2 separate regions of the Homo sapiens genome follow, and region 2 is linked to region 1. A link is a loop called in an ENCODE intact Hi-C map of the cell type or tissue named here. Cell type or tissue: HepG2. All regions are shown on one strand. Each heading gives the region's core, and the rest is flanking DNA. Links, peaks and the distances in the headings are about the cores only.

What was found. Peaks named below come from ENCODE experiments on the same cell type or tissue, not always from the same donor. Only the 100,000 strongest peaks of a DNase experiment are listed, where the experiment ranks them.
Region 2: a loop joins it to region 1, with 15 times the contacts of the local background. A loop is called at or near these places in 4 of 110 quality-filtered maps.

The regions. Positions count from the first base shown.
Region 1 is chrX:65,979,661-65,995,592 of GRCh38, forward strand. No RefSeq gene overlaps it. Among named protein-coding and RNA genes, the nearest start is that of MIR223HG, 28 kb to the right of the region's middle. RefSeq lists an enhancer at 15,262-15,321. In HepG2, for the core only: a CTCF peak has its summit at 6,772 (motif pointing left); no DNase peak of the experiment used is centred there.
Region 2 is chrX:66,724,188-66,740,119 of GRCh38, forward strand. No RefSeq gene overlaps it. Among named protein-coding and RNA genes, the nearest start is that of EDA2R, 93 kb to the left of the region's middle. In HepG2, for the core only: CTCF peaks have their summits at 4,989 and 7,406 (motif pointing left); no DNase peak of the experiment used is centred there.

The DNA.
Region 1 (15,932 bases), core at 3,570-11,569:
CCTCCACAGTGATATCGTCCAGCTGTTAAATTACCTCCAGTCTTAGAGTCCTTCAAATTCTCAAGACACTGTGAAACAGAGACAAGCCATCTCCACTGTACCCTATTCCAATTCTTTGCCCACAGAAACCATGAGCATGATAAAATGGTTGCTTTATATCTCTCTAGTTTTGAGGTGGTTTGTTAAGCGGCAATAGATAAATACCTTCTCCACTAACCTGAGGGATCCTTGTATTCAGTGACTGTCATCTCTGTAACTTTGATGCCTAGTGAAAGGCCTGGCATGCATTCATAGTCGGTAATGTTTGATGAACTAATTTGGATTGAAATGGTTTTTGGATGGATAAATGAATGGAAGAGATAATGAATGAAGAAAACCATGCCAAGGGAGTGGTGAGCAGCAAAGCATAAGTGAAGCTGGTGATAGGAAGAGGCAGGACATAAGAGAGGTAATTGGAAGTGTCCAGTCTCCCAGGGAAAGACACACTTGAGAAATAGAGGAAGGGTCAGATTGCCACAATAATTAAATGGTGCTGGATTAGGTTTTGGGCAAGCACTTATGATAGGTTAGAGTAATAAGGATGCATCGCGCATCCTACTAGAACCAGCAAACTTCAAGCCAAAAAATTCTGAAAGGGCTTAGATGTCTCTGTGTAGTGTTGGGGCAAGAGGCTGGTCCTTATTTACTGAGACCTACACGGAGACTCAGATGGAAGCTCATCTGGGTACCAGACAGGGCTCAGGCAACAAAGCAGATTCAAAGAGAGGCTCATATTATCTCAGTGAGATGCTAATAGAAATTGTGTGCTGCCTCTCACACAACTCTGCTCTTCTTGCTATACAAAGATGATGTTATATATGATTTTACCTCTGTGTGTCTCATCATGATCCCCCCAATCCAACTCCACCACCACTGTTGTAGTTCAGATTTTTATCTTCTCTCACCTAGCCTATTGTTATAGGAACTGCATTTTCCTAATTGAAAATCTACCTAGCCACAGAATCTGACATGGAGACTAACACTTGAACTGAAATAAAAACAAACAGAACATATAAAATTAGGATTGCTTTGGAAAATTCAGACTAAACGAGGACCTTCATTGTTTATATAAATCCTTAGCCAACACAGTATCCACCTTTCATTTATTTATTTGAACACTCATTTATTCATTTCTTCAACATAGACTTATTGATCATCTATTAACTTTCATGAACTGTGGTAGGAACTGGATGGAGAAAGAATGAAGAAATAAAAAAGAAAAAAGTTATAGGATCTAAGGAACTGATAATTTCTCAGTGAGCATACACATTTAAACAAATTGTCTTTATTGACTTTTTAGTCTTTGGTGAGTTATCTAAATGCAGTTAACCAATAGATATTTGGAAATAGAGAAGAGACTCTGGAGTGATACAAAGCTAAAGGAAGAGACATGGGACTCCTTTGAAAATAAGTAAAAACTAATACAATAGGAATAATGGGAGGGCCAGGAAATAGGTTTAGAGAAAAGATGGGGGCCAAGGAGAGAACTTTGAGATGTGCCTACGTTTTCAAAAAGGGAATGCACCAGTAAAAGATAAAAGGTGCAGTCAGAAAAATTGGTGAATGACAGGGAAATGAACATTTATTGAGAGTCTATCACTTACTTGGGATTTTGTCCTTTTTTTTTTTAACTAACCCTATGCAACAGGGCTTTATCTGCCCCATTTTATACATGAGGAAACTGAAGTTCAGAGAGCCTAAATGACTTGCCTGACATCACAGGATAAACAGTAGGGATTTCATACCCCTACGTCCATTCTTAGAACTTATCTAATTTTTAGCCTGCTGTTAGAAGGAAGCTCACCTGTCTGGGTTCAAGACCTTGATAAGATATCCCAAAAACTCCATTAATTTGCTATCATACTCATTTCATTCTCTCTGACTTCCTTGGCCCAAGCACTAAGAGGTGTATGATTCAGGCATACTTATCCATGGTGCTAGTGAAATAACAGATTTAGGACGTGAATTTTATCCGGGGACCATAAGATCTTATTTTGTTTTTGAAAATGACCCTAGAAACTGTCTTTCAGATCACCACACATATAATTATGTGTGTGTGTGTGTGTTTGTGTGTGTGTGTGTGTGTCTACATTTGTTTATTGTGGGAGAAGTCAAGGAAGTCACCAAGATGGTCACCTGCACCAGATAAACATGGAATTCTGGAAGAAGAAAGAGAGAAACAGGAGAAATGTGCTAGAATAAGGGATCTTCAGATTCACAAGTGTTTCCTTTCCCAGAAGGCTTGGGGAATAAGCAAGAATGTTGAACAGCATTTGGTGTCATGGAAGGAGCAATCAATTTGGAATCAGAACTCAAATGTTCCTATCTTCTCTGTAACAAACGAGTGAACTGGGGTACATCTTGTCACTACTCTGAACTTCAATTTTCTCCCTATAAAATGGGGAAGAACAACTGATTTCCAAAGTTCCATATGAGGAAGAACCTGTTTAAAAATTTTGCTCACAATTGTATGGGATCCAGGTTCAGGGAACGTAGGGAATTTTTATCTTGGCTAGAATAACTCAGTCTCTGGTGCTCTTGTTAAACTGTGATGAGAATTTGGCTTAGATTTGCTTAAAAAACAAAAACATATCTGTCAGTTCAAGCCCTTGTATAGTATTTCACAGCCCCAATCGTCTCTATCCCTGCTCTTCCAAACAGCTCCATTTCTACTCCAAACCAATGTCTTAACATCGAGGCCTGGTAGTTTCTGGTACCCAGCTGCTTTTCCTCTGCCCAGCTCAGCCTCAATGCCCTCTGATCTCAGAGCTTCTGAAAGATGGCCTTTCAACTTCCACAAAGAAAACCACTGTCTGGAAATTATTATATATGTTTTATTTTCTTCTTTCTTTTACCCTTTGACAGCAGTAGGGAAGAAGGGGAAGAGACAAATGGAGGGAGTGGAGAAACTTTTCTCTGGGTAGTTACAAATTGCTTAGAGGTTTCAGAGAAGCTCATTGGTTATTATTCTTGTTGCTAAGACAAACGTTCCAGGCTATGAAAAGACTTATGCAAAAGCATACATGTTGGAGATGAAGATTAAACAACAAATGATGTCAGATGGAGGCCTGTTTATTCTCTAAAGTGAAGAATAATCACTTGTTAGCTAATGCAAGGCATGATGTCTTGATTACAGAGAATGTATTCAATTCTCACCAAATATCTTATGAGTTTAGGCCCAGGTCTGGCTCCAGATCTATGATCATGGACCAGTCACTTTTCCTCTTTGAGTCTCAGTCTCCTCAGGTATACAGTGAGATCTGGATCTTCCTTAGTGTTCCTTTTCAAACCAACATGCCAGAGACATATGTCAGATCTCTACTGTTAGAAGTCTCAGCCACAATGAAGACTGTTGACAGTTTTGAGATATGAGATGTAGAGGAGTTAAAAGAACATGGAACTTTAAGTACCTGGTCTTAGTTCTTACAATAGAAACTGGGTGACTGCAATTGCTACAAGAAGAATACAATACCAGCGAAGACAGCTAACAAGAGATGTGAAGGACCTCCTAATGAAATACAAACCACTGCTCAAGGAAATAAGAGAGGACACAAACAAATGGAAAAACATTCCACCCTCGTGGATAGGAAAAATCAATATTGTGAAAGTGGCCATACTGCCCAAAGTAATTTATAGATTCAATGCTATTCCCATGAAACTCCCATTGGCATTCTTCACAGAATTAGAAAAATCTACTTTAAAATTCATATGGAACCAAAAAAGTGCCCTTATAGCCAAGACGATCCTAAACAAAAAGAACAAAGCTGGAGGCATCACACTACCTGACTTCACACTATACGACAAGGCTACAGTAACCAAAACATCATGGTGCTGGTACCAAAAGAGACACATAGACCAATGGAACAGAATAGAGATCTCAGAAATAAGACCACACATGTACAACCATCTGATCTTCAATGAACCTGACAAAAACAAGCAATCAGGAAAGGATTCCGTATTTAATAAATGGTGCTGGGAAAACTGACTAGCCATATGCGGAAAACTGAAACTGGACCCCTTTCTTATACCTTACACAAAAATTAACTCAAGATGGATCAAAGACTTAAATGTAAAACCCAAAACCATAGAAAAAAATGTAAGCAATACCATTCAGGACATAGGCATGGGCAAAGACATCATGACGAAAACTCCAAAAGCAATTTCAACAAAAGCCAAAATTGACAAATGGGATCTAATTAAACTAAAGAGCTTCTGCACATCAAAATAAACTATCATCACAGTGAGAAGGCAACCTACAGAATGGGAGAAAATTTTTGCAATCTGCCCATCTGACAAAGGTCTAATATCCAGAATTTACAAGGAACTTAAATAAATTTAGAAGAAAATAAACAACCCCATTAAAAGTGGGCAAAGGACATGAACAGACACTTCTCAAAAGAAGACATTTATGCGGCCAAAAAACATATGAAAAAAATCTCAACATCATTGATCATTAGAGAATTGCAAATCGAAACCACAATGAGATACCATCTCACACCAGTCAGAATCACGATTATTAAAAAGTCAAGAAACAACATATGCTGGCAAGGCTGTGGAGAAATAGGAATGTTTTTACACCATTGGTGGGAATGTAAATTAGTTAAACCATTGTGGAAGACAGTGTGGTGATTCCTCAAGGATCTGAAACCAGAAATACCATTTGGCCCAACAATCCCATTACTGGGTATATACCCAAAGGAACAGAAATCATTCTGTTTTAATGATACATGCTCACATATGTTTATTGCAGCACTATTCACAATAGCAAATACATGAAATCAACCCAAATGCCCATCAATGGTAGCCTGGATAAAGAAAATGAGGTACATATATACCATGGAATACTATGCAGCCCAAACAAAACAAAACAAAACAAAACAAAACAAAACATGAGATAATGTCCTTTGCAGTAACATGGATCAACCTGGAAGCCATCATCCTCAGCAAACTAACACAGGAACAGAAAACCAAACACAGAATGTTCTCACTCATATGTGGGAGCTGAACAGTGAAAACACATGGACACAGGGAGGGAAACAACACACACGGGGTCCTGTCAGGAGGGTGGGGAGAGACGGCATCAGGATAAATAGCTAATGCATGCTGAGCTTAATACTTAGGTGATGAGTTGATAGGTACAGCAAACCACCATGGCACACGTTTACCTATGTAACAAACCTGCACGTTCTGCACATGTTTCCTGAAATTTAAAATATAATAATTTTTTTAAAAAGAAGAAAAAGAAACTGGTTGACTGAAAAAAACCCACTTCATTTCTCATAGTTTCCCTTTCTCATTTGTAGAACAAAGACTAGATAATCCTTAAAGTCTCTTCCAATCTGGAAACTCCGCAAATGCATAAACTTTCAATAACAAAGGCCCTGTTCCAGATGACATGGGGGCATAATTTGGTAAGACAAAATTCTTGCTCCCAAGCAACTTCACATTTAGTAGGGAAAATAGACATGTATTGTAATTGCCCCTCTTATCTCCTCTGGAATCCTTGGCCCAATTCACAAATCCTTGGCCCACTCTCCAATTAAAAACTCCCTTATAATGCCGCATTTTCTACTGGATAGAGTCAATACTTATTGACATGCTAAGTATTTGATAGAGCAGTTATCTGAAGATACACTCTCTGTCTTCTTATCTATCTCTTTTTTTTTTGGCATTCCAGTATGGCTCCAATCTAGCTTCCTCAATCCTTTGATGTGCCTTTGTTATCACGTAACATGCGCAAAACTAATGTGGTGTTATATATCTGTCATTCTCTAGTTTGACACTTAGATCCTGGAGAGCCAGAATTAAGCCTTAATCTTTTATGAGTCCTTCACATGGGAACTGATATAAAATATACAACCAATATATGTTAAGCAAAAGAATAAATAAGTAAATAAATTAAACAAATCTAACATAAGGTAGAATGTGATCAATGCCATAAGTGAAAGGCATAGATAAAGCACAGACGAGTCTCAAGCATCTGATAATTTGTGACTAGTAGAATTAGGAAAGCTTCTATGGGAATAATGTTGTGTGACAATGTCATTAAAGATAATTAAGGTTTCATCTCATGGAAGATTCCAATGGACGGAGCCAAGTCAAGTCAATAGAACTATGCAGAGGATATGTTCAGAGACTAGGGAACAGTCCAGCCTGGCTGCTCCACGGAGGTTGATGAAAGGGCAAAGAGGGACACTGGTAAAGTTTGTTGGTACCAGATTATAATAAACCTTTAGAACCAGGCTGAAAGTTTTGAATTTTCTTTAGGAGGCAATGAAGAGCACCAGGTGGCTTCTGAGCAGGTAAACACTGTAATCCAATGTGTGCTTGATGGAAAGGAGTAAAAACATGGTGCCCGGGAGGGTCTTAGAGTTTGTGTAGTGATGCAAGACAGCCTGACAGGCAAGAAGACAGACTCTAGACCCTGCTGTGAGGAGGAAGAAGTGTGGCATTCCAGCATGTTTATGAGAACTCAAACACATTGTAACTTAGTGATAGACGCTAACAATCTCAAGCAGCCTTATTCTAACAAATAATGACTCACTCTTACCATTTGTGAATACTAGGCAGCTGTGGCTCTTATATATGTCAGTCATCTGGGGTGCGACATACCAAACCTAACAGGGGATTCACAGTTCTGACTGAGCTCCATCAGGACTGGCTCCTGTGTGACCTGGCCCATCCAGTTGTGGGTTGTTCCCTTTGTTACTAGGGAAAATTTCCCTGCGTTAACATTGCCCTCTAGTGGTTTTTGTTTCCTACAACCGGAGGTACACTTACCCCAACCTTAAACTTTTCCCTTTCTCAGAGATTGCAGTTTTCTTTTCTGTCTCTTTGTTTTCTCTTTCATCTCTACCTTCTCTTATTTCTCCCTCCCTTATTCCATGCAGTGGAGTGAGTGAAGCAGACAGGCCTAGAGAGAATTAGCCCAGTGTTACAGATAAGGAAACTGAGGCTTAGAAATGTGAAGTTAATTTGCTCTACACATTCAGCTACAAAGCATCTTAACTACAAAGTGACTGGATTAGAATTCAAACCATATATCTGAACTTGGAATTCTGGTTTTTATCCAATTCACTTTCCTCCCTTCTTCCTTTCTGTTCTCCCTCATTCCATCTCTCCCTTTTCATTCACCCTCCCTTCCATAAATGCCAGTTGACAATTCTGTGGTAGGAATAGTGTTAAGACATAGAAATAAATAGATACTGTCTTTGAGGGAACTCCCAGTCTCTTATGACAGAGAGACAAAAATAATTATAACCCAATGTGATTATATTGTTGATAGAGTCATGTTGGATGTGCTGGATCATCAAGGATATAGGGTAATTTACCTGTTATAGAAGAGGGAGAAGGGAAGATTATTTCAGGACAAGGAACCAGTCAGCACTAAGGTATAGGTATGGGGAAATAATAAGACATTTTCAGATAAAGAGTAAGGGGATGAAGGAGTTGGGGGAGTGGGGCCTGGAGCCAGATTGTGGCAGCCTTTGTGTGCCAGGCAGAGTATTCTGGACTTTAGCCTCATTCTCTCTTTTTACACAATTTCTGAAGCTTATAAGTAAATACATTTTCTAGGCTATTACCATACCCCCACATACTAAGTTGTTTAGTTTATTTGTCAAGCAGGCCAAAAAATAACAAAATAAACTATTTTTAAGCCTGTCCAGGGGTATAATATGAGTCCAAGACCAAATGGGAATGAAACCCTGGTCTCCTGCCTTCTAGGCCTTCGGATGATAAAAATGAGGAGGGGGAGAAAGGTGGAGAAATTAACTGAAAAATAATGGGATAGATTCCAGACATCTGGACCAGCCTCAAACAAATCAACATGCAGACTATGTCCTGTTTGCTCTGCCTTCCTCTTTACTTACAGGCCTAGAGATTGGGTAGGAAGCAAATGTTTGTTTATCAAAGTATATTTATCCACTGACCTCCAGAATATTTTCAGGGATGGTTGCTGTTCCATGAAAAACATGCAGGTCACAATACATTGGCCTCAAATCACACAGGTATTCTCATAATACTTCCAAATAGTGCTCCTTCTTTCCCCACATCTTATTTGGGTGCATGTATTAATAATTATCAGCCTCCTAACTTTACTTCCTCACATGTATAAGGCTTCCCTTGAACAAAGACTTCTCACGAGCGTTGGGTTCTTCGGCAACCCTAGGAGAGAAGTAAGGAGGTGAAATCAGGTCCTCATTTTTCAGAAGAAGAAACAAAGGTTCAGAGATGAACTTGCCCCCAACTAGGGGAAGGAGGCAGAGTAGGATTCCAAGTTCAGTGCTTTTGCTACCAGTTCCTGTTAGGAAGTGTACTTAAAGAAGCACTAAAGCCACAAGCTTAGTGAAGGCTCATTAACAACACTTTCATTAGCATACTTCATGGTTAATTTCCATTTCCTGCACAATTTCTCCAGACTCAGGGTCCTGAGAGCTAGAGGAGTCACACTGAGCCATTGTTCTGGTCAGTGTGACATGTTTCCATTCTGAGCCAAATTTTCAATAAAGGTCCTCTTTTTTTTTTTTTTTTTTTTTTTTTTTTTCCAGACAGAGTCTCATTCCCTCACCTAGGTTGAAGTGCAGTGGTGCGATCTGGGCTCATTGCAACCTCTGCCTCCTGGGTTTAAGCAATTCTCCTGCCTCTGGCTCCCAAGTAGCTGGGACTACAGGCATGCACCACCATGCCTGGCTAATTTTTGTATTTTCAGTAGAGACAAGGTTTCGCCATATTAGCCAGGCTGGACTCAAACTCTTGACCTCAAGTGATCTTCCCGCCTCAGCCTCCCAAAGTGCTGGGATTATAGGCATAAGCCACTGCACCCAGTCAAAGGTCATTCTTACTCTACAAAATAGGGTTATTCGGGAATAAAGAGAACCCTCGGAAATGCATGGCAAGTTGAACAACATTTATGCTTATGGATTCAGGAACTGGAAATATACCAAATAATTAATGTAGTTTTTCTTACCAGATAAAACAGTCCTTGCAGCTTCTTCTGCCATTAGCTGCTTTTCTTTGATAACTGACTTTCTCTTTGTCTGATGACAGGGGATGAACCTCAATTTTATATATATATATATATATATATACACACACACATATTTATTTATATATATAATTTTCCTTTAAATCTTCACAAAACACTATGAGTTAGGTGTGTAGCATTATTATCCTTTTTAACAGATGAGGAAACTGAGGCCCAAAAAGGTTAAATTGCTTGCACAGCATCATATGGTTTGTAAGTGGCAGATCTGAACCCAGACAGTCTGATTTTAGAGCCAGTATACTAAGGTGCCATTCATTTTGTCTTGCTTTTAATTTCAGCATTCAGGGCCTTTCACTCCTTACATCTTGCCCCAGTCAGTTACCCTAGGGAACTAGGTTTATTCCATTCCTTATATCTTTGCTTAAGCCGCAACCCCCACCCCACCCTCACCTGTGCAGCGATTTGGAGGTTTAATTCAAAGTTCTCCACAAAGCCTTTTCTTAATACTCCAAAACACCTACATTTTTATCATGGTTAGCACGGAATACTCGAATGCCTTTTCATTGTCTCTTTTTATTCAGGGATAAATATCTTTTCAATTCTATTTTCACTGTTTCAAGAGCAGAGACACTTCTTTGGTGACACTCACATACCTTTAGTGCAATATCTAGGCACATATTTCAAATGAATCTATTTTCCAAATGTAAATAAATACGGGTTTGACAATAGGTCACATTATCTGAATCTGGAATAAATGGTCCCAGTCCACAGGGTAGACTTTGGCTTGTGTAACAAACACTGGCTCAATTAAATAATTATTTGCCTTATCAGTTAATCATCTCAAGCTTACCAGAATGTTATCAGCAGATTGAACTACAATATTAAGTGTTTACTACATGCCAAGCACTGCACTGGGCAATATTAAAAATCCTTTTTATAAAAAACCCTCACACCATCCCTGAGAATGAATTCCCACTTACAGAATTAGATAATTTTTATGACTTGCATGCAAAAGCACTGTTACATGTCAGGACACTTTCCATGGCAACAGGTCTCACCAGGGTCAATCTTTAATGGGAGTTCTCCAAAGCAGAAGAGTTGAATTCTCTTAGTATGGAAGGGTAAGAATTCTAAGCTCATCTCCTTCTAAACAGTTGCAGACTAAGCTGGTGCCTTATTATAAATTAGAACTAAGGTTGGAAGAGGACTTTTAGTGGAATCATTAAACTAGCAAAAGGGCCTGAGGGGTTTTTTGTTTGTTTGTTTGTTTGTTTTTTATTAAGTGCTTTAGAGAAGGAGAGATAAAGAGAAGGATAGATAGGAAGGTGTAATTTAACTTATTTAAAGACTCTTTATAAAGGAAATTATTTAAGAATTATCTAGACAGATAAATGATAGATAGATGATAGATATTTTAATGGATCACATTAAAATGTTCTGATGAGTGGCTAAATAAGTGTGGTATAACTAAATAAGTGTGGTAAGAGATATTATGCAGCCATTAAAAGCCATGGCTTCAAAGAATATTTAGCAACATGGGGAAACGTCAATTTTATGGTGTTAAGTGAATAAAGGAGAACACAAAATAGTATGAAAAGTAAGATCTCAATTAGGATGAAACAAAATACACACGCACACTCAAAAAAAGGTCTAGAAAGAAAAGCATCAAAAATATTAACTGTGATTGCCTCTGGGTTATAGGATTATGATGGATTGTTTTTCTTTACATATATTTTGCTCCCTATCCTTTCAAAGTTTTCTGCTCCCAGCAAGTTTTAATTCTGTAATAGCAAGGGAAAATATAAGTATTTTTTAAAAAAGAAAGGTTTGTGTGTGTACGTTTGCCTGGGAGTAAGGGTAGAAAAATACCAAGAGTGGATAAAGAAAATAGGATTATTCCTGGGGCTAGGAAACAGGGAGCTGAAAGAGAAGGAATAGGTTAGAGTAGCTCACTGAAAGTTAGAAGTAGCTATTTAGAAGACTCAGAGCTTCTTTGTTGCTTTTCAGAAGGAATTTAGAACCTGTAATGGATGTGTTGGAAATTATTTTTCTGTATTTGTATGTTCTGTTAACAGTGGGGGCTGAGGAGAGAGGGAATGGGTGTCTGGGTAAGGTGATTGCAGTGGGAAGTACACTGAAGGAGCCTCAAGCACAAGTTCAACTTTAGGGCAGGGATTTGGATGTAGTTCTGCCACTCCCACTCCAGTCCCCATGCTCTGTACAGGACCTGACAGAATAAGCTGTTCAGTGTTTGCTGACCAGAACTTTGAGTAGCACAGAGACAAAGGCCCTTCTACCCAGAGCAGAGATTTCCATCTAGCCATCTAGGATTTTCCTCTGCTTCACTTTGTGTGTGTGTGTTAAGGGAGGGTAGGGGTGGGGAGTGCTATTTCCTTATTTAGGCAAACTCAGTGACTATCATACTGTTTAAACTTATTATTTTTATTATAAAGACATTACATATTTATTATAGAAAAATGCAAAAATGCAGGTAAGTAAATTTTAAAAATAAAATTATCTACAATTCTACCACCATCACGACCCAAAGATAAACCTGCAAACATTTTGGTGTACATTCCTTCAGACATTTTTCTGTGTGTATATTTATTCTTTTTTAGAAAATTTTTCTACCAAGTTTTTTACTCTTGAAATGTGTATATTTATTCTTATAATATGATCATGCTGTTTTGTAAGCTATTTCTTTTCACTTAGCAATTTAATATAAACATCTTTCCAGGTTATTTAATATTTTTATTTTTGGATATTTTAAAAGTCACTTTTAGGTACTCAAATAATACATTATCCTTGTAAAATTTGAAATATACAAAACTTACAGATAAGATTAATGTCACTTTTGATCACCTGTCATACCCCTACCTCAATCCTGGTCCCCTCCCCACTTATGAGAAATAACCACTATTATTATCTGTCATGTATTCTTATATGTGGTTCTCTAAAGATTTCCATACACATACATGTATTCATAGGAGATGTATGACATTATTTTGGGTGGTAGGTATGGTGTTTATCTTCTGTATAAATGGTATCATACTGTACATATTAATCTGAAACTTGCTTTTTTATTCAATAACATGAATATCTAGATATATCTCATTCTATTTAACCAATGCATAGTATTGTGTAGTATAGATACATCATTGTTTATTCAATCATGTCACTATTGATGTAGATTTAAGTCATATCCAATTTTTCACTATTACAAATAGCATTGGAGTAAATATTTTTGTCATGACTCCTTGTGCATATGTGTGAGAATGTTCCTTTAGTATAGACAGCAAGGAGAAAAATTAGTAGGTCATAGGATGTATATTTTTTATTATATTGCTTTAAAAAATCTTTAAAGATGTATTTGATTTAGACCAACATATTCAGAATACTGTTTCAACTGATAATATAAAAATGAAATACATTTTTTGTAATAAATGTGGAAATTTTCAAATACATGTTTTAAAAGTACAAAATTTTATAATGAACCCACATACATACTAAAAATTAGATTCAACAATTATCAATACACGGCCAATCTTGTTTCATTTATACTCTATTTACACTCCCCCTGGAATACATTGGATTACCCTGAAGCAAGTCATATCATTTGGATGCACATTTTAAAATTTAGTATATCTTGAAAAAGTGTCTCCAGAATGATTGTTCCAATTTATACTTTCATCAGCAGTGTTTCAGATTACCTATTTTCCATGCCTTTGCCAAACTTAAAACTATTTAAATTTTTTGCTAATCAGAAAGAGCATTTTATTTTTTCAATTTGCATTTCTCTGACTATTAGCAAAATTGGGCATCTTTTCAGATCCTTAACAAATATTTGTATTTCTCCTTCTGCAAACTGCCTGTTCAAATCCTTTGCCCATTTTTCCACTTTGGTTATCCTTTTCGCCCACTTTTCTACCTTGTTGTTTTTTAATCACATTAGATGTTTATAAATGAAATGCCACTAAGTAAATATGCACAGTGTTAGCTTGTGTTAACATTCTGAATGTTATTAGGAAAGTGGGCTTTACTTGGCATCCATTTTATTCATATATTTGTTGAATGCCTGGTACCTGCCAAACTCCTGAGGATACAATGTTGAGCAAAAGAGAGATAGTTCCTTTCCCGTTGAAACTGATAATCAGCCAAGTCGGCAAGATGAACATTGATTAAACAATCACACATATAAATACACTATTACAAATAGTTATAAGTGTTGTGAAAGAAAAGTACCTTGAACAAAAAGCTTGAGGTAGCCGGGCCGCTGGATCGTTGGGTATACTGGACTAGAGAAAGGGTGAGTAGCAGATGCTCTTATTCAAAGGGCCATAGCCAATAAGAAAGGGTCTCATCTCTGATACTCCTTCCCTAAGGAATATTAGCTTTGGGATCACAATCTGCTTGAAAGATAATCTTTTATGAAATGGAGTAAGCTATAAAAACACTGGCCAAACACTTCAATATTAATCTCTGGCCAAAAATGCAGAGGTAGAGACTATCCTCTGTATCCCCAATGGCTTGTAATCCCAGTGCCACAATTGCTCTAGGAAAACCACAAGAAACGTGATGGATAGGCCAAGTGTCTTCTAAAGAAACATGGAAAGCTATGACTTGGGGAAATCTAGTGGGACTGTGCACTCCATTAGAGCACTATCAACCCCGGCAAGAGCAGCAAAAGAAACATTAGCAACATCAAAACCAGAGCAATGGAAAGAATATCAAGGTCCAGAAGAACAAAAGCAACAACATAAACAAGAGTGAAAATAACATGAACCACATCAACAGGCCGTATCAGAAGAGAGGATGATACAGACAGCACCTCAGACTTTTTGTACCTACTCTTTCAAGAAGACAGTAACACTATGCTCAAGAAAACTCACCACCTCAGAATTCTTCAGAAACCACCTTCAACCTCAAGAAATGTATTAATAGAATGGAGAATAAAGTGTGGTCTCAGAGTGTGATCTATCACATTCCAATTGATTCACTGGAGAGACATCATTCACCATGAAAAATATCACAATACTGAGCAAGAACTGCTTGAAATAATTATATAAGGACAGATCCACAGAATTTGGGGAAGTGGTCCAGTTAATCTATTTTGTACCCCAATGTTTCCACCCTTTTCATGATTGACTATGAGATCCCCACCTAGGCTTGGAACCCAGGAAAGCCTTTCTAAGGCCAAAAAGGGTTTGGACTGCGGGTTGCTACTTACAATGCTTTATAACAAAACAGAATGGCCTTTACTTGAATTGACTAGTTATTTTAAGCTCCCAAAGCTAGAGAGGCATGAGAACATAAGATCCTCAATTATTTAGAATTCATGGCTCCTGATATGGCTCAAGACTGGGTGACAAACAGGGTTGGGCTGTGATGACTCTGGAGGCTAGGGCTGCTCCAGAGGGAGGTTTGAACACACAGCCATCTGTAGGGAAATGTGGGGGCGGGGGCTGTCTCACTTTGTCAGTGTTCTTCTCGGAGTGTGTTGCCTAGAAGGGAAAGTATTCTATTTGTGATCTGGCCAATGCTAAGTAGAGCAGGATTGTCACCTCCCTGGTTCTGAACACTGCATTTTTATGATTACTGTTAAAGATAGCATTAGGTTTTTGCCACCCTACCTCATAACTGACACATATTGAGCTCACTGTCCTCCCAAATCCCTAGACTGTACTACACTTGCTGCTTCTAAGCCACATCTTCTCCATCCTGGATGTGTATGTGTGTGTGTGTGTGTGTGTGTGTGTGTGTAGCAAGAAGGAGAGAACCGGGAAGAATTCAGAACTGAGTAAGAACTTCTGATCCAGAGGGGTTCAAACAAATTAATCAAGTGTTTTTACCAATAGATGACTACAGGCAGGGAGTAGGCCTCAGAGGGAGATCACCATAAGTTCAAGGTCTGAATTCAACTTGGTGAGACCAGAAACTTAATTATCACCTCATCTAGAATTGGTCAGGCACAGGGAAACTAATTTCCATTCTCCAGAAACAAAGTTGAATTACCCACACCTGTTATTCATCCAAGCTGCCCTGTCCTAGGGTGAGTCTGCTCAGATGTCAGACTTGAGAGCACAGGGGTGTTTGAAGAATGGAAAAGTAAGGCAAAATGGCTTGGATGGCATTCTGGAACATTTTCTTAAAGCTAGGGTAGCTGGATGAATTAGCTTTTAGGAGACTTCTGTCTCTGTGGAGCAGGTTGATCCATAGACTCAGTGGCCCCTCTCTTTGAAGAGTGTCAGAGGAACATTAACATATTCTTTTGTTTTTGTCTCCTCTTTCTCTAACCTCCATGGAGACACCTCCACCCACCAGCCAGCCAATCACTCTTCTGTTATGACAACACAACAGTAACCTCAGCCAAGTCACAACATAATTGAGTAGGTTTCTGTTTTCTGTACACCAAATTCTATTCCTCCTATATCTTACTAAAGATTGGACTTGGGACACAACGTGGTGCCTTGATGGAGACTTGAGACACATCCAATTCCCATCTCATTAGTAATATGTGTCCAAATTCTTTCTCAGGCTCAACTCTTTCTGCAAAGGGCTGAGCTCATAGGTTCCTTGTTGATTTGGATTTGGTCAGTTTGCAAGAGCCGTGTGGTCTAACTTGACCTCTCCGTGAGCAACTAGAGGAGGTGGGGTTGGATGGAGGGTGTGCCTCTTGTGGGATTTGGCACATTATCACAATAACTATCCAAGGCTCAACTCAGAACTGATAATAATCAGCTCTTACATATCATTTAATGTAGTCACCATAAGATATCAATGAGATATATATTGTCTCCCTGTTTGTGAATAATAATAAAACCAATGTTCAGAGAGAGAAAGGACTTTGTTTAAGTTACATGACTAATTATGAGCAGAGCTGAATCCAGGTCTCTTAATTAAGAATCCA
Region 2 (15,932 bases), core at 3,418-11,417, 740 kb after region 1:
TCAAGGATCTAGAACCAGAAATAACATTTGACCCAGCAATCCCATTACTGGTATATACCCAAAGGATTATAAATCATTCTACTATAAAGACACATGCACATGTATGTTTATTGCAGCACTATTCACAATAGCAAAGACTTGGAACCAACCCAAATGCCCATCAATGATAGGCTGGATAAAGAAAATGTGGTACGTGGAATACCATGCAGCCATACAAAGGAATGAGTTCATGTCCTTTGCAGGGACATGGATGAAACTGGAAACCATCATTCTCAGCAAACTAACACAGGAAGGGAAAACCAAACACCACATGTTCTCCCTCATAAGTGGGAGTTGAACAGTGAGAATACATGGAAACAGGGAGGGGAAACATCACATACTGGAGCCTGTCAGTTGTGGGGGGCAAGGGGAGGGAGAGCATTAGGACAAATACCTAATGCATGAGGGGCTTAAAACCTAGATGATGGGTTGATGGGTGCAGCAAACCACCATGGCACATGTATACCTGTGTAACAAACCTGCACATTCTGCACATGTATCCCAGAACTTAAAGCAAAATAAAAAAGGAAAACATGCTCAACATCACTAATCATTAGAGAAAAGCAAATGAGAACAACAATGAGGTACCATCTTATGCCAGTCAGAATGGCTATTAAAAAGTCAAAAAAACGACAGATATTGGCAAGGATGCAGAGAAAAAGGAATGCTTATACACTGGTGGAAATGTAAATTCGCAAAACCTGAACAAAAAACATTATGGAAATTTCTCAAAGTACTAAATATACAACTACCTATTACTCAGCAATCCCATTACTTGGTATCTTCCAAAAAGAAAATACATCATTGCATTAAAAAGATACCTGCACTTGCATGTCTATTGCAGCACTATTAAATAGTAAAGACATGGAATCAACCTAAGTGTCCATCAACAGAAGATTGAATAAAGAATGTATGGTATTTATATGCCATGGAATACTACTCAGCCATGAAAAAGAATAAAATCATGTCTTTTGCAACAACATGGATGAGACTGGAGGCCATTATCTTAAATAAAATAACTCTGAAAGAGAAAGTCAAATACCACATGTTCTCACTTATAAGTGGGAGCTAAATATTGTGTACACATGGGCACAGAGAGTGGAATAATAGACAGTGGAGACTCCAAAAAGTGGGAGGGTGGGAGACGGGTGAGGGATGAGAAATTATCTGTTGGGTACAATGTAAGCCATGCAGCCTTTCAAGTGATGGACACACTAAAAGCCCATACTCTACCATTTCTCAATATACCCATGTAACAAAATGCACTTGTGCCCCCTAAATCTACAAAAAAGCTTTTAAAAAGAAAACGGTAAAAAATAATTTAAAAAAAAACAATGTACATACATTAAAAAGAAACAACTTTGTGGGATTTCTATATTGGGGATGGCAAAGACAATAAAGAAAGGGGCTATGATGTTTCACAAAAAGAAATAGAGAATCAGAAATAAGCAGTGTCATGGCAGCCAAGAAAGGGATCTAGTAAAGTACCGTAGTAATTTAAACTAGGGACAGTGTACCTGGGTGGAGTCTTAGCTCTGCTATTTTTACTGGTTATTTGACATTAAACAAGTTACTTAATCTTAAATCTGCCTGTCTTATATGTAAAGAGAGGACACTAAGAGTACCTACCCCAAAGGCTATTGTGAAGATTAAATGCATTAATACATACAAAGCACTTAGTACAATATTTTGCACACAAGAAGCACCTAATAATTATTTACTAGTATTGTTCCCGGAATGAGGGGAAGGATTCTTTGAAAAAGTTTGGCAGTTACTGCAAAGCGAAGGAGACAGAAAAGGTAGGTACATTTTCTGTGTAAATTTATTGAAATCCATCCCCTTGTCCTCCCCATTGCCCCAGCTAGGCTCACTCAGGTCCTTATTATCTCTCTCCTGGGCTTGTTGGACATGGAGTGAAGCAAGTAAGACATGGGTTGAGGAATAGGAAGTAATTGTGTTTACCTGGAGAATTAGGCTAATTAGGGGTCAGGTTGAAGAGGAGTCTTGATTGCCTGGTGGGTCAGTTAAGACTTGATCCCATAAGCAATAGAGAGTTCTGTAGAATTTTGGAACAAAAAATAGTATTACAGAATTGTGTTTTAAGGAAAATTATCTTAGTGAAAGAAAGACTAGGCATGGGAAACTAATTAAGGGGCTTCCCAATAATCCAGGTAGAGATGAATAGTGCCTGACTAAATACTGAAGAAGGAAGAAAATGAAGCAAGAGATGTTGGGGAAATTGATGAGGTTTTGCAAAATCGTTTTTTTTTGTTTTTTTTTTTCTTTTTTTGAGACGAAGTTTCACTCTTGTTGCCCAGGCTGGAGCGAAATGGTACAATCTCGGCTCACTGCAACATCTGCCTCCTGGGTTCAAGTGATTCTCCTGCCTCAGCCTCCCAAGTACAGGCACCCGCCACCACGCCCGGCTGATTTTTTGTATATTTAGTAAAGACAGGGTTTCACCATGTTGACCAGGCTGGTCTTAAACTTTTTTTTTTTTTTTTTTTGAGATGGAGTCTCGCTCTGTCGCCCAGGCTGGAGTGCAGTGGCGCAATCTCGGCTCACTGCAAGCTCCACCTCCTGGGTTCACACCATTCTCCTGCCTCAGCCTCCTGAGTAGCTGGGACTACAGGCGCCTGCCACAGCGCCCGGCTAATTTTTTGTATTTTTAGTAGAGACCGGGTTTCTCCATTCACAGGATGGTCTCGATCTCCTGACCTTGTGATCCGCCCGCCTTGGCCTCCAAAAGTGCTGGGATTACAGGCACGAGGCAAATTCATTTATTATTCAATATCATTGGACACGTATTATATGCCAGGCATATTGAAAGGCACTGGGAAAGCAACACTCATTTAAGAAATATTTGTTGTGTATTTATTTGGGTATGAATAAATAAAGTTGGGGTGGACTCTATTGTAAGTACAGTATTAAGAACAGAGAATACTTTTAGAATCCTAGCAGACCAAAACAGAAAAGGCTCATGGAGATCCTCCCATATTAACCAATCTCCTTCCAATTTCATAAACTGAGACCACAGAGAGGTCAAGTGACTTGTCACAGAACTAATACAAAGGCAAAGCTTTAAATGTGAAACAGGTCTGATCTGATTTCCAGTCCAGTGCTCGGATTACTACTTCCAGATCTGAAGCTGGAAGGTGTTAATCAGGAAGACTACAGAGATGGAGATGGCAAGTATGAACAGCAAGAAACTGAGGGATCGGAAGAGGACGTCTTAAACTGGGGTTGTGTTTTTCTACATTCAGAACCCCAGAGTTTTGCAAACATTACAGCTAAAAAAAAAAAAAAAAAAGAAAAGAAAAAGGCAACATGAAAAAGACAACATTAGAAGGTCAAGGAATGGTGAATTGTAAGATGTGCATGCTAAAGCAGTGTATCCAGTCTTCGAAGGAAGTAGGTCAGGTTAGAAAGTTGTGATTTCTCCAGTGATTCTTTGCTTAACGACAGAGATACATTCTGAGAAGTGCACTGTTAGGTAATTTTGTCACTGTACTAACATCACAGCATGTACTATGATACAAACTTAGATGTCATAACCTAGGCTACATGGTATAGCCTATTGCTCCCAGGCTACAAACCTGTAAAGCATGTCATTGTACTGAATACTCTAGGCAATTGTAACACAATGGTAAGTATTTGTGTATCTAAACGTAGAAAAGGTACAGTAAAAATATGGTATGAATGATAAAAAAAGATACACTTCTATAGGGCATTTACTAATGAGTGGTGCTTACAGGACTAGACACAATTCTAGGTGAGTCAGTGAGTGGTGGGTGAAATGTGAGAGCCTGGGACATTACACTACTGTTGACTTCATAAACACTATAAACTTGAGCTAGGCTAAATTTTTTTTAAAAAGTTATTTCTTCAATAATAAATTTACCTTAGCTTACTGTAACTTTTTTTACTTTTTTAAAAACTTTTTGATTCATTTGTAATGAACACTTAGCTTAAAAGGGAAGCATATTGTATAGCTGTACACAATTTTTTCTTTATATCCTTATTTTTATAAGCTTTTTTTCTATTTCTTAAATTATCTTTTTCTTTCTTTCATTTTTCTTTCCTTTTTTTTTTTTTCACTTTTTAACTTTTTTGTTAAAAACCGAGACAGAAATATGCACATTAGCCTAGCCCTACACTGGATCAGGATCATCAAGATATCATTAGGCAGCCAGACGCGGTGGCTCATGCCTGTAATCCCAGCACTTTGGGAGGCCGAGGCAGGCGAATCACCTGAGGTCAAGAGTTCGAGACCAGCCTGGCCAACATGGTGAAAAACCATCTCTACTAAAGATACACACAAAAAAATTAGCCAGACGTGGTAGCGGGCGCCTGTAATCCCAGCTACACAGGAGGCTAAGGCAGGAGAATTGCTTGAACCTGGGAGGCAGAGGTTGCAGTGAGCCGAGATCGTGCCATTGCACTCCAATCTGGGGGACAAGAACAAAACTCTTTCTTAAAAACAAACAAAAAAAGATATAATTAGATTATAGAAATTTTTCAGCTCCAGTTCCATGGTAATCTTATGGGACTATCATCATATATGTGGTCCATCATTGACATCATTGATCCAAACGTCCTTATGCGGCTCATGATTATTTCCCTAGGACCACAGTCAGGGAGGAAAAAGATGTACTCCAGCGACCTCTGCTGAATTCCAAAGGCTGCGGCCATAGTTCCTGGTGACGCAGACAGTCTGATAAAAAACTAAAATGGCGGTGTCGCCCGTACACGTCGTGCAGCAGAGCATGACGGAAAGGACTCTGCTGGAACGACTGGCGGCACAGACTTAAGGCCGGACTCCACTCCCCACCCTCTGTAGTTGGGGCTTCATACCCCTGAGCTATGATGGCACCTTATTGTGAAAACGCCCTGAAAGTGCGAAGAGGTCTCTAAGCCACAGGTGTGGCGATGTTGTTGTCATTACCAGGGACATTCCAGTAGGCGGCGATAGAGGGCAGTATGAGTGCCGCAACCACGCCCTACTTTTTCTAGAGCTGGGTTGTTAAATGATAGGGTTTGATAGGGTTTGAGGCCGAGTCAGAGTTTAAGAATGGTGGAATTTAAACTTTAAAGCTAGGAGTTTTCATCTGAGATTCCTACCGGAAATACACAAGGGTTTGTAGCAGTGGTGAAGGTCAGGAAGTGAATTCCTTGAAATAGTATATAAAAATAAAAACGTAAATTTCTCTGCACTTGTAGGGAGAGAAGGTCCATAGCTTTCATCAAAGAATTTGGTGAATCCTTGCCTTAGGGGTTGGGGCTCCGGGCCAGGGACAACATAGTATAACAATAATGCAGAACTGTAGAGCCAGACTTTCTGGTTTCACATCTTTACCTCTCTAAATCCTTCCTATGTCATCTTAGGCAATGCACTTAACCTGTTTCAGACTCAGTTTCTTTATCTATAAAATGAAGATAACAGCTGTGCTGACTTTTTAATAGACATTCTGACTGGCATAAGATGGTACCTCGTTGTTTTCATTTGCTCTTCTCTGATGATTAGTGATGTTGAGCATGTTTTCCTTTTTTAATTTTACTTTAAGTTCTGGGATACATGTGCAGAATGTGCAGGTTTGTTACACAGGTATACATGTGCCATGGTGGTTTGCTGCACCCATCAACCCATCATCTAGGTTTTAAGCCCCTCATGCATTAGGTATTTGTCCTAATGCTCTCCCTCCTCTTCCCCCACCCCGACAGGCTCCAGTGTGTGATGTTTCCCTCCCTGTTTTCATGTGTTCTCACTGTTCAACTCCCACTTATGAGGGAGAACATGTGGTGTTTGGTTTTCTGCTCCTGTGTTAGTTTGCTGAGAATGATGGTTTCCAGTTTCATCCATGTCCCTGCAAAGGACATGGACTCATCCTTTTTTATGGCTGCATAGTATTGCATGGTGTGTATGTGCCACATTTTCTTTATCCAGTCTATCATTGATGGACATTTGGCTTGGTTCCAAGTCTTTGCTATTGTAAATAGTGTTGCAATAAACATACATGTGCATGTGTCTTTATAGTAGAATGATTTATAATCCTTTGAGTATATACCCAGTAATGGAATTGCTGGGTCAAATGTTATTTCTGGTTCTAGATACTTGAGGAATCACCACACTGTCTTCCACAATGGTTGAATTAATTTACACTCCCGATAACAGTGTAAAAGCGTTCATCCCATTCAAGACATAGGCATGGGCAAAGACTTCATGACTAAAACACCAAAAGCAATAGCAACAAAAGCCAGAATTTACAAATTGGATCTAATTAAACTAAAGAGCTTCTGCACAACAAAAGAAACTATCGTCAGAGTGAACAGGTAACCTACAGAATGGGATAAAATTTTTCCTATGTTTATGTTGGCCACTTATGTGCTTTCTTTTGAAAAATGTCTGTTCATGTATTTTGCCCACTTTTTAATTGGTTATTTGTGTTTGTTTCTTGTTCAGTTGTTTGAGCTCCTTGTAGATTCTGGATATTAGTCTTTTGTTGGATGCCTAATTTGCAAATATGTTATTCTATTCTGTAGGTTGTCTGTTTACTTCATTGATTAAGAAATTCCACAAAGTTTTGCTCTTCGTCTCTCTTTATGTACTTGAATAGACAACATCTATTAGCAGAGTGTGTGTCAGAGACAGCCCTTAGCACACTTATAAGGTTTATCTCATTGACTCTTTTCAGCATCTCTCTGAAGCATGTACTATTATTATCTCTATTTTACAGGTGAGAAAACCGATGGACAGAGAAATGAGGTAACTTGACTAACATCACACAGCTGGCAAAGAGCAGAGCTTCAATAGGAACTCAGGCAGTCTAATTCCAGAGGCCATACTCTTTTAGCCCATACATTTGTGTTGTTTTGCTTTGTGACTAAAAGCCAGACTCTAGATCTAGTTTTTCTGCTGAGTTCAAATTCCAGCATTACCACTTTCTAGTTGTGTGACTTTGGGCAAGTGACTTCACCTCTCTAAGCCTCAGTTTCCTCATTTGTGAAATGGAAGAACAATAGTAAGGCTGATGTGAAGATTAAATGAGTTATTTATGTAAAATACTTACAATAATGTTTGAAACCAGGTAAGTAGTATGTAAATGTCTCAGTTCCCCAGGCAAGATTGGTGGGAAATCAAAAGTCAGTCTTTTTTTTTTTTTTTTTCCTTGCAGCTTTCTAACATTACACAGAACTGCCAGGCTTAAACCAGGTTTAAGTAGTCCAGAAAAAAAAAATGGGTTATGTAGTCTTCAGCAGTCCCTCATGGCTGCCTTCTGGTGCTCACTGGTCATGTCCCAAGTGGTCCATTTCAAGGCTTTGTAATCCTTCAGTGCCAAGTCTCTAACAGGAGCTCACAATCTGATTTATTATGCTATACTGCCCCCTTCTGTGGATTATAGGTAATCAGTAACTATAGGGCTTACAGGCTGAGTTTCTCACATGCTTAATAAATGGTAGTGATTTTGTTTTATTAGCTTTAACGCTCACTCCTATTAGCGTGACTCCCAACCCTTAATGTTACCATGAGCAAACTAAAACAGGGAATAAGGGCATCTATCAAGGGCACATAAATAGTAAGTGATGGAAGTCTGGATTTGAATTCAAGCTTTGATAATTCTCACATTCCCAACTTTTAATTTTTATTGTATGTCTCTTTTTTAAATATTTCTGAATATGATCACATATAAGGACTGTCTATTTCCTACTTTAAAATCTTTTTCTCCTTTAGGAAGTCTTCCTGTATTCTGGCATATTATATTGTACTTCTATGTTGACTATTTTTAAGTTGTTTATGGAGGCGTGTATTATCCTCTATTTTTAGGTAGCTGAATAAAAAGAATGAGTTTTCCAATTCCTTGTTGAATTGGTTTCTAGAAAAAATGCCATTTAGTGAGAATATACTAAAATTCAAGAAACTCAGTTAAAAGGAGACTGGAGAAGAGCACTGAGATAAGTAACTCATGGACCCTGGTAAAGTATACTTGATAATAATAGGTGTTTAAAAAAGTCAACATCTCAAGAGCATGATTTATTTCTTATAAAAGATTACATCCCTCACAATCTAGCTCAATGCCTTATTTATAGTAAGAACTCAGGAAATATTTGTTGAATTGCCATTTAGAGTTTGCTGATAGGCTTCAGTCAATTTCAATCAAGTAATAATATATTTCCTCTGGATAGCTAGAAATGAAAATATTCTAATAAGAAAGATTTGCAGGTCATGAAAAATTTAACCTTTTACATGCAGACTTGTATCTTCATATTTTTAATAATAAGAATCACTGCAAAGTTAATAAGACAGTTCTGGGTTTTAATGTAGTAATAATAAATATGTAATGTTATTTGATTTTTCTTATTAAAGTGAGAGTCTTCTATAAGAATAATCATGAGGCATTGATAGAGGTGGAGTCAAAGATGTACATATAGCTTTGTGTGTCACAGCACTGATCAAATAATGAGTCTGAAGCTCATTATTATCATATATCATAACTTATTTTATTTATTAATGGTTTTGCCTCTCTTCTCTAAAAATTGAGAGAGATGTGGTTAAGTATAATATGGAAGACAGTAGCATAATTGTTTTCTATTTTGTAAACTTAATGGGTAAATCAAAAGCCAAGCAGCTGTTTAAAAAGTAATAATTTTATCTTTTAGAAAATCCTTATCAATATCAGATGTAAAGCAGTGTAATGAGAAGACCACTAAACTGGGAGTCAAAAGCATTTTATTCTGGTCCCAGCTCAACTTCTTGTTTGTGTGATCCCCTACTAGTTCCATGCTCTCCTCTCTGACCTTCAGTTTTCTCGTTTGTAAAATGAAGATTACAATGCCCATAAGGTTTTAGTGAGATTCAGTGAAACTGCTTTGTCAAAGTGTTGTACAAATTAGAAATAGTGTTATAGTAAGGCATCGGTAATGTTTTCTTTTTCTTGTCAAGAGTCTTCTAATGCTATCAGTTATTTTAACATCTGTAACATAAGACACCACATCAGTATCATTGTAAGCTTTAATCTACACTTGAATCACACCGGTATTAAGTCAATTGATGATATACAAAGGAGCAGTATCCATCATCACTCCAAAAAATTGTGCTGGTACATATTGGAGAGTGCTTGCTCTTAGCGTCCAAATTTATTTTTGTAAAAAAAAAAAAAACAGACATGCCTATAAACACAACACTAAGTTAAAAATTTCTATACGCCCTAGGTTTAATATGAAAGTCTACAGCCCTTTGCCTGTTTACTTCACTACAATGTAACAGCCTTTTTTCATTTCATAAATATCCTCTCATCTAATTCCACTCTAAATAACAGTGAGTTAGAACTATAATAATTCAAAACAGATTGCAAAGATAAATGCTTGAGAGGATGGAAACCCCATTCTCCATGATGTGCTTAGTTCACACTGTATGCCTGTATCAAAATATCACATTGCCCCATAAATACAAACACCTATTATGTACCCACAAAAATTTAAACAAATACTTAAGAAAACAGATTGCAAAACTAACAGGTGTACACAAGGAATACTAACATTACTATGTAACCATCATACCTTCTGATATCCACAGTATCCTTCCTATACTAACAATTTTGTACAGCTGTCTCTATAATACAAATAATTATAGAAATACAAGTTAATTGTACTTTAACACTGCAATCATGTAGAAAAGAATAAGTCTTTTGGATATTTTGTAGTTCTTTTTTCCTCCAGATGGAGATAGTCTGGTAAGACTCCTTGCTTCATGGTAGTAATCAAGGAAGGAAGTGTAAGAACTAAGACTTAAAGGATTAATTAAACATACATAATTGGAAGAAAAGACACTTCAGGCTGAGAGAGCAGTATATGCAAATGGCAATTTGGAGGGACAAGTAGGAGGGCAGGAAGGGGATTACCAACTCTAAGTTATAGGGGAACTGTGTGATATGAAGTTGAAGAGGTGGAATGGGACAAGGCCATGAGGGCCTCATACGCTATCCAAGGAGTTTGAATTTTATCTTTAAGGTAATGCGGAATCACTAATGTATTTTGAGTTATTAGTGTGTAAAAAAGGTCACTCTGGCTTCTTTGTAGAGATTGGTTAAGGAAAATTGAGAGCAGAGACAGGAAAACAAGATAAAAGGTTGTTGCAGTAACCCAGGCAAGAGATGTCATGTACCTCTACTAACAAAGTGGCAGGATAGGACTGACCAGACTTGGCAACAGTTCAGATGTGGGGGCAGCTCCCAGGTTTGTGACTTCAATGCCATGCCTTTTATCCAGTACTCATCACCTTTATGCAAATGATCTCCAACTATGTTTCCTGTAGCTTGGTCAAAATAATAGAACAGTCAACTTCAGTCAGCAGATGGCACATTAATCACTTGATTATTTCGGGTGGTTTCTCCATTGAACAACCTCTACCTCAGTGGATTGGCATTTTTTACTTAGCATAATTCCCTGTAGATTCATCAAAATTATCTTATGTAACTATAGTTCATTCCCTCTTATTGCTGAATAGTACTCCATAATTTATGTGTGCAGCACGGTTTGTTTAACCAGTTTGGGGTTATTACCAATGTAGCTAATATGAACCTTTATGTACAGTTTTCTATGTAGATATAAAGTTTCATTTATCTGGGGTAAATATTCAGGAGTCCAAATGCTATGTCATTTGGTAAATATATGCATAGGTTTTCTTTAAGTTTGTTTAACTGCCAGTCAGAGTTGGTTTATTTTTTTATATTCTCACAAGCCATATGGGAAAGATTCAATTTGTATCTTCACCAGCATCTGGTATTGTCATTATGTTTTTACTTTACCTTTACTGTTAGGTGTGTAGTGATATCACAGTAGAATTTTAATTTGCATTTACCTATTGCCCAATTATGCTAAACATATTTTTATGTGTGCATTTTAAAATATTTATTTATTTATTTACTTATTTATTTATTTTATAGAGACAGGGTCTAGCTGTGTCACCCAGGTTGGAGTGCACTGACATGATCATAGCTCACTGCAGCCTCAAATACCTGGGCACAAGCAATCCTTCCACTTCAGCCTCCTAAGTAACTAGTTCTACAGATGCACGCCATCACACCTGGTTAATTTTTTTTAAAAAATGTAGAGATAGGGTCTCTCTTTTTTGCCCAGGCTGGTCTTGAACTCCTGTCCTCAAGTGATCCTCCAACCTCAGCCTCTCAAAGTGCTGGAATTACAGGCATGAGCCACTGCATCTGGCTCATATATTCACTTTTTATCTGTTTATCCTCTTCAATAAAATGTCTCATCATGACTGTTACTCATTTTCTTTAAAATAATATTTTATATATTTTAAATGACATAAATTATACATATTAATGGGGTACATAGTGCCTTTCAGTAGATACAATGTATAGTGATCAAATCAGGATAATTAACATACCCATCACCTCAAGCATTTATCATTGATTTTGGTTGAAAACTTTCAAAATTCTCTCTTCTAGCCATTTAAAAATATGTAATAAATTATTCTTGGCTACAGACACCCTACAGTGCTATAGAACACTAGAATTTATTTCTACTTCTAGGTTAAATTTTGTATCCTTTAATCAATTGCTTCCTATCCCCTCTTCTCACTACACTTTCAGCTTCCAGTAACCACTATTCTACTCTTTACTTCTATGAGATCAACTTTTTTCGGTTCTGCATATGAGAGAAAACATGTATTATTTGTATTTCCCTCCCTGGCTTATTTCATTTAATGTAATGTCCTCCAGGCTCATCCATGTGGTCACCAATGAGAGGATTTCATTCTTTTTAAATGGCTGAATAGTATTCCATTCTGTATATATACCACATTTTTTTCTCTATGCATGTTGATGAATACTTACATTGATTCCATACCTTGGCTTCTATGAACAGTACTGCAGTAAACATGGTGGCATAATATCTCCTTCATATACTGATTTCCTTTACTTTGGGTATATACCCAGTAATGGGATGACTGGATCATATTTTATTTCTATTTTTAGTTTTTTTGAGGAATGGCCATACTGTTACCTATAATTCCTGTTCTAGTTTACATTCCCATGAACAGTATATAAAAGTTCCCTTTTCCTCATATACTCACCAGGAATTGTTAATTTTGGAATTTTTGACAATAGGCATTCTGACTGGAAAAATAAGATATCTCATTGTGGTTTTGACATACATTTCCCTGATGATTAATGATGTTGAAGAGGTTTTTTTTTTTTTCATATATTTGTTGTCCATTTGGATGTCTTCTTTAGAGAAATGTCCATTCAGATTACTTGCCCATTTTAAATTGAATTATTATTATTATTTGCTTTGGAATTGTTTGAGTTCCTTCTATATTCTGGATATGACTACCTTGTTGAATGAATAGTTTGCAAACATTTTCTTTCATTCTTCTCCACTCTAATGATTGTTTTCTTTGTAGTGAAGAAAACTTATAGTTTGATAGAATTCTATTTGTCTATTCTTGTTTTTGTTGCCTGTGCTTTGAGGTCATATTTATAAAATATTCAGGCACGGTGGCTCATACCTGTAATCTCAGCACTATGGGAGACTGAGGCAGGTGGATCACTTGACGTCAGGAGATCGAGACCAGCCTGGCCAATACAGTGACATCCCGTCTTTACTAAAAAATAAAAAATAAAAACAATTAGCTAGGTGTGATGGTACATGCCTGTAAACCCAGCTACTAGGGAGGCTGAGGTAGGAGAATCTCTTGAACCAGGGAGGTTGCAGTGAGCTGAGATTGTGCCTCTGCACTCCAGCCCGGGTGACAGAGTGAGACTCCATCTCAAAAAAAAAAAAAAAAAAAAAATCCCCAGACAAATGACCTGAAGATTTTTGAATTGATTTTTTATAAGGTAAAAGGTAGGTCTAGTTTCATTTTTTCTATGTGTGGATAACCAATTTTTCAGCACCATTTATTGAAGAGACTGTCTTTTTCCTAATGAAGGTTCTTGACACCTTTTTCGAAAGTCATTTAGTAGTAACTACATGGGTTTATTTCTGGGTTCTGTATTTTATTTTGTTGGCCTATGTCTGGTTTTTTTATGACAGTGCTGTGCTGTTGTAGTTACTATAGCTTTATAATATATTTTGATACCTGGTAATGCGATGCCTCCACCTTTGTTTTGTTTTTGTTTGTTTGTTTTTTGTTCAGGATTTCTAAGGCTATTCAGTGTCTTTTGTAGTTTCAAGAAATTTAGAAATGTTTTTCTTCTATTTCTGTGAAGAATGTTATTGGTAGTTTGATAGCGATTGCATTGAATCTGTAGATTGTTTTGGGTAGTATGGTTATTTTAATATGTTATTTCTTCAAGTCCATGAACATAGACTATATTTTCATTTTTTTTCGTACCCTTCAATTTCTTTCATCAGTATTTTACAGTTTGTCTTGTAGAGACCTTTCACCTCCTCAATTAAATTTATTCCTAGGTAATTTTTTTCTAGCTAGTATACATTGAATTGTTTTCCTGATTTCTTTTTCAGTTAATTCCTTTTTGGTGTATAAAATTGATACTGATTTCTGTATGATGATTTTCTATTCTGCAAATTTACTGAATTTGTTTATCAGTTTTAAGAGTTTTTTGGTGTAGTGTTTAGGTTTTCTATATATAAAATTATGCTATCTGCAATGAGTGACAATTTGACTTCCTCCTTTTTCAATTGGATTACCTTTATTTATTTATTTTGCTTAATTGCTCTGGCTAAGACTTTCAATATGATGATTCATAAGAGTAGTAAAAGTTGGCATCCTTGTCTTCCTCCAGTTCTTAGAAGAAAATCTTTGTGGCCTTTACTATGTTGAGATATATTTCTTTTACAACTAATTTGTGAAGTTTTTATAATGAAGGAATGTTGCATTTTATCTATTTTTCTTCATCTATTGAGGTGATCATATGGTTTTTATCCTTCATTCTGTTGATGTTATGTAACATGTTTGTTGATTTGTATATATTGAACTACCTTTACATCACTTGGGTAAATACAACTTGATCATGGTGTATTATCTTTTTGATGTGCTCTTGGATTTGGTTTGCTAGTGTTTTGTTGAGGATTGTTGCATCTATGTTCATCTGAGATATTGGTCTGTAGTTTTTGTTGTTGTTGTTGGGTTCTATCTGGTTCTGGTATAAGGGTTATGCTGGTTTCATAGAATGAGTTTAGAAGTATTTCCCCTTCAATTCTTTGGAACAGTTTAAGAAGAAGTGGTATTCATTCTTCTTTAAAAGTTTGGTGGAATTCAACAATTAAGTAATCTGTCCCTGGGCATTCCTTTCTTGGGAGACCTTTTGTTAATGATTAAATGTCATTAATCATTATGGGACTGTTCAGGTTTTATATCTTTTCTTTGTTCTAACTGGTAAGTTGTATGTATCCAAGAATTTATGCATTTTCTAATTTGTTGGTATATAGTTGTTCATAATAGACTCTAATGATCCTTTGCATTTCTTTCATATCTGTTGGGATGTTTTCTTTTTCATTTCTGATTTTATTTATCTGGGTCTTACCTCTTTTTTCTTAGTCTAGCTAATGGTTTGTTAATTTTGTTTATGCTTTCAAAAACCACAGCTTTTCATTTTGTTGATCTTTTGCATTTTTTAGCCTCAATTTTGTTTATTTCTACTCTGTTTGTAATTGTTTCTTTTCCTCCATTATCTTTTGGTTTGATTTGTTTTTTCTTTCCTAGTTTTTGAGGTGAATTTTTATGTTACTTATTTTAAATCTTTCTACTTTTTTTTTCAACTTTTATTTTAGATTCAGGAAGTACATGTGCAGGTTTGGTACCTGGGTGTATTGTGTGGTGCTGAGTTTTGGAGTAAGAATGGCCCAGTCACCCAGGTAATGAGCATAGTACGCAACAGTTAGTTTTTCAACTCTTGCCCATCTCCCTCCCTCCCACTTCCAGTAGTCTCCATTGTTTATTGTTGCCATCATTACGTTCATCAGTATCCATCGTTTAGCACCCACTTATAAGTGAGAACATGGTTTTATGTTTCTATGCTAATTTGCTTATGATAATGGTCTCCAACTTCATCCATGCTTTGGATGCAGCAAAGGACATGATTTCATCTATTTTTATGGTCCACCTTTGATGAGCACCTAGGGTGATTCTGTGTCTTTTCTGTCATGAATAGTACTGTGATGTACATGAGAATGCATGTGTTTTTTTGGTAAAATTATTTGTTTTCTTTTGGATATATACCCAGTAATGGGAGTGCTGGGTTGAATGGTAGTTCTAAGTTCTTTGAGAAATCTCCAAACTGCTTTTCACGAGGGCTGAACTAATTCATATTCCAACTAACAGTGTGTAATTGTTTCCTTTTCACCACAGCCTCGCCAGCATCTTTTTTTTTTTTACTTTTAAATAATAGCCCCTCTGACTGATGTGAGATGGTATCTCTTTGTGATTTTCATTTGCATTTCTCTGATGATTAGTGATGTGGAGCATTTTTTCATATGTTTGATGGCTACTTGTATATCTTCTTTTGAGAATTGTCCATTCCTGTCTTTGCCCATTTTTTGACAGTGTTATTTAGTTTTTGCTTGTTCAATTGCTTATGTTTCTTATAGATTCTGGATATTAGAACTTTGTCAGATGAAGTTTGTGTCTTTCTACTTTTTTATGTAGGGATTTATTACTGTAAATTTGCCTCTTAATGCTGTTTTTGCTGAATTGTGTAGGATTTGGTATGTTGTGTTTCTATTTTCATTTGTTTCAAATTATTTTTAACTTAAAAATATTTCTTGGCCAGGTACAGTGGCTCACATCTGTAATCCCAGCAAGTTGGGAGCCCAAGGCGGGTGGATCACCTGAGGTCAGGAGTTCAAGACCAGCCTGGCCAACATGGTAAAACCCCATCTCCTGTAATCCCAGCTACTCAGGAGGCTGAGGC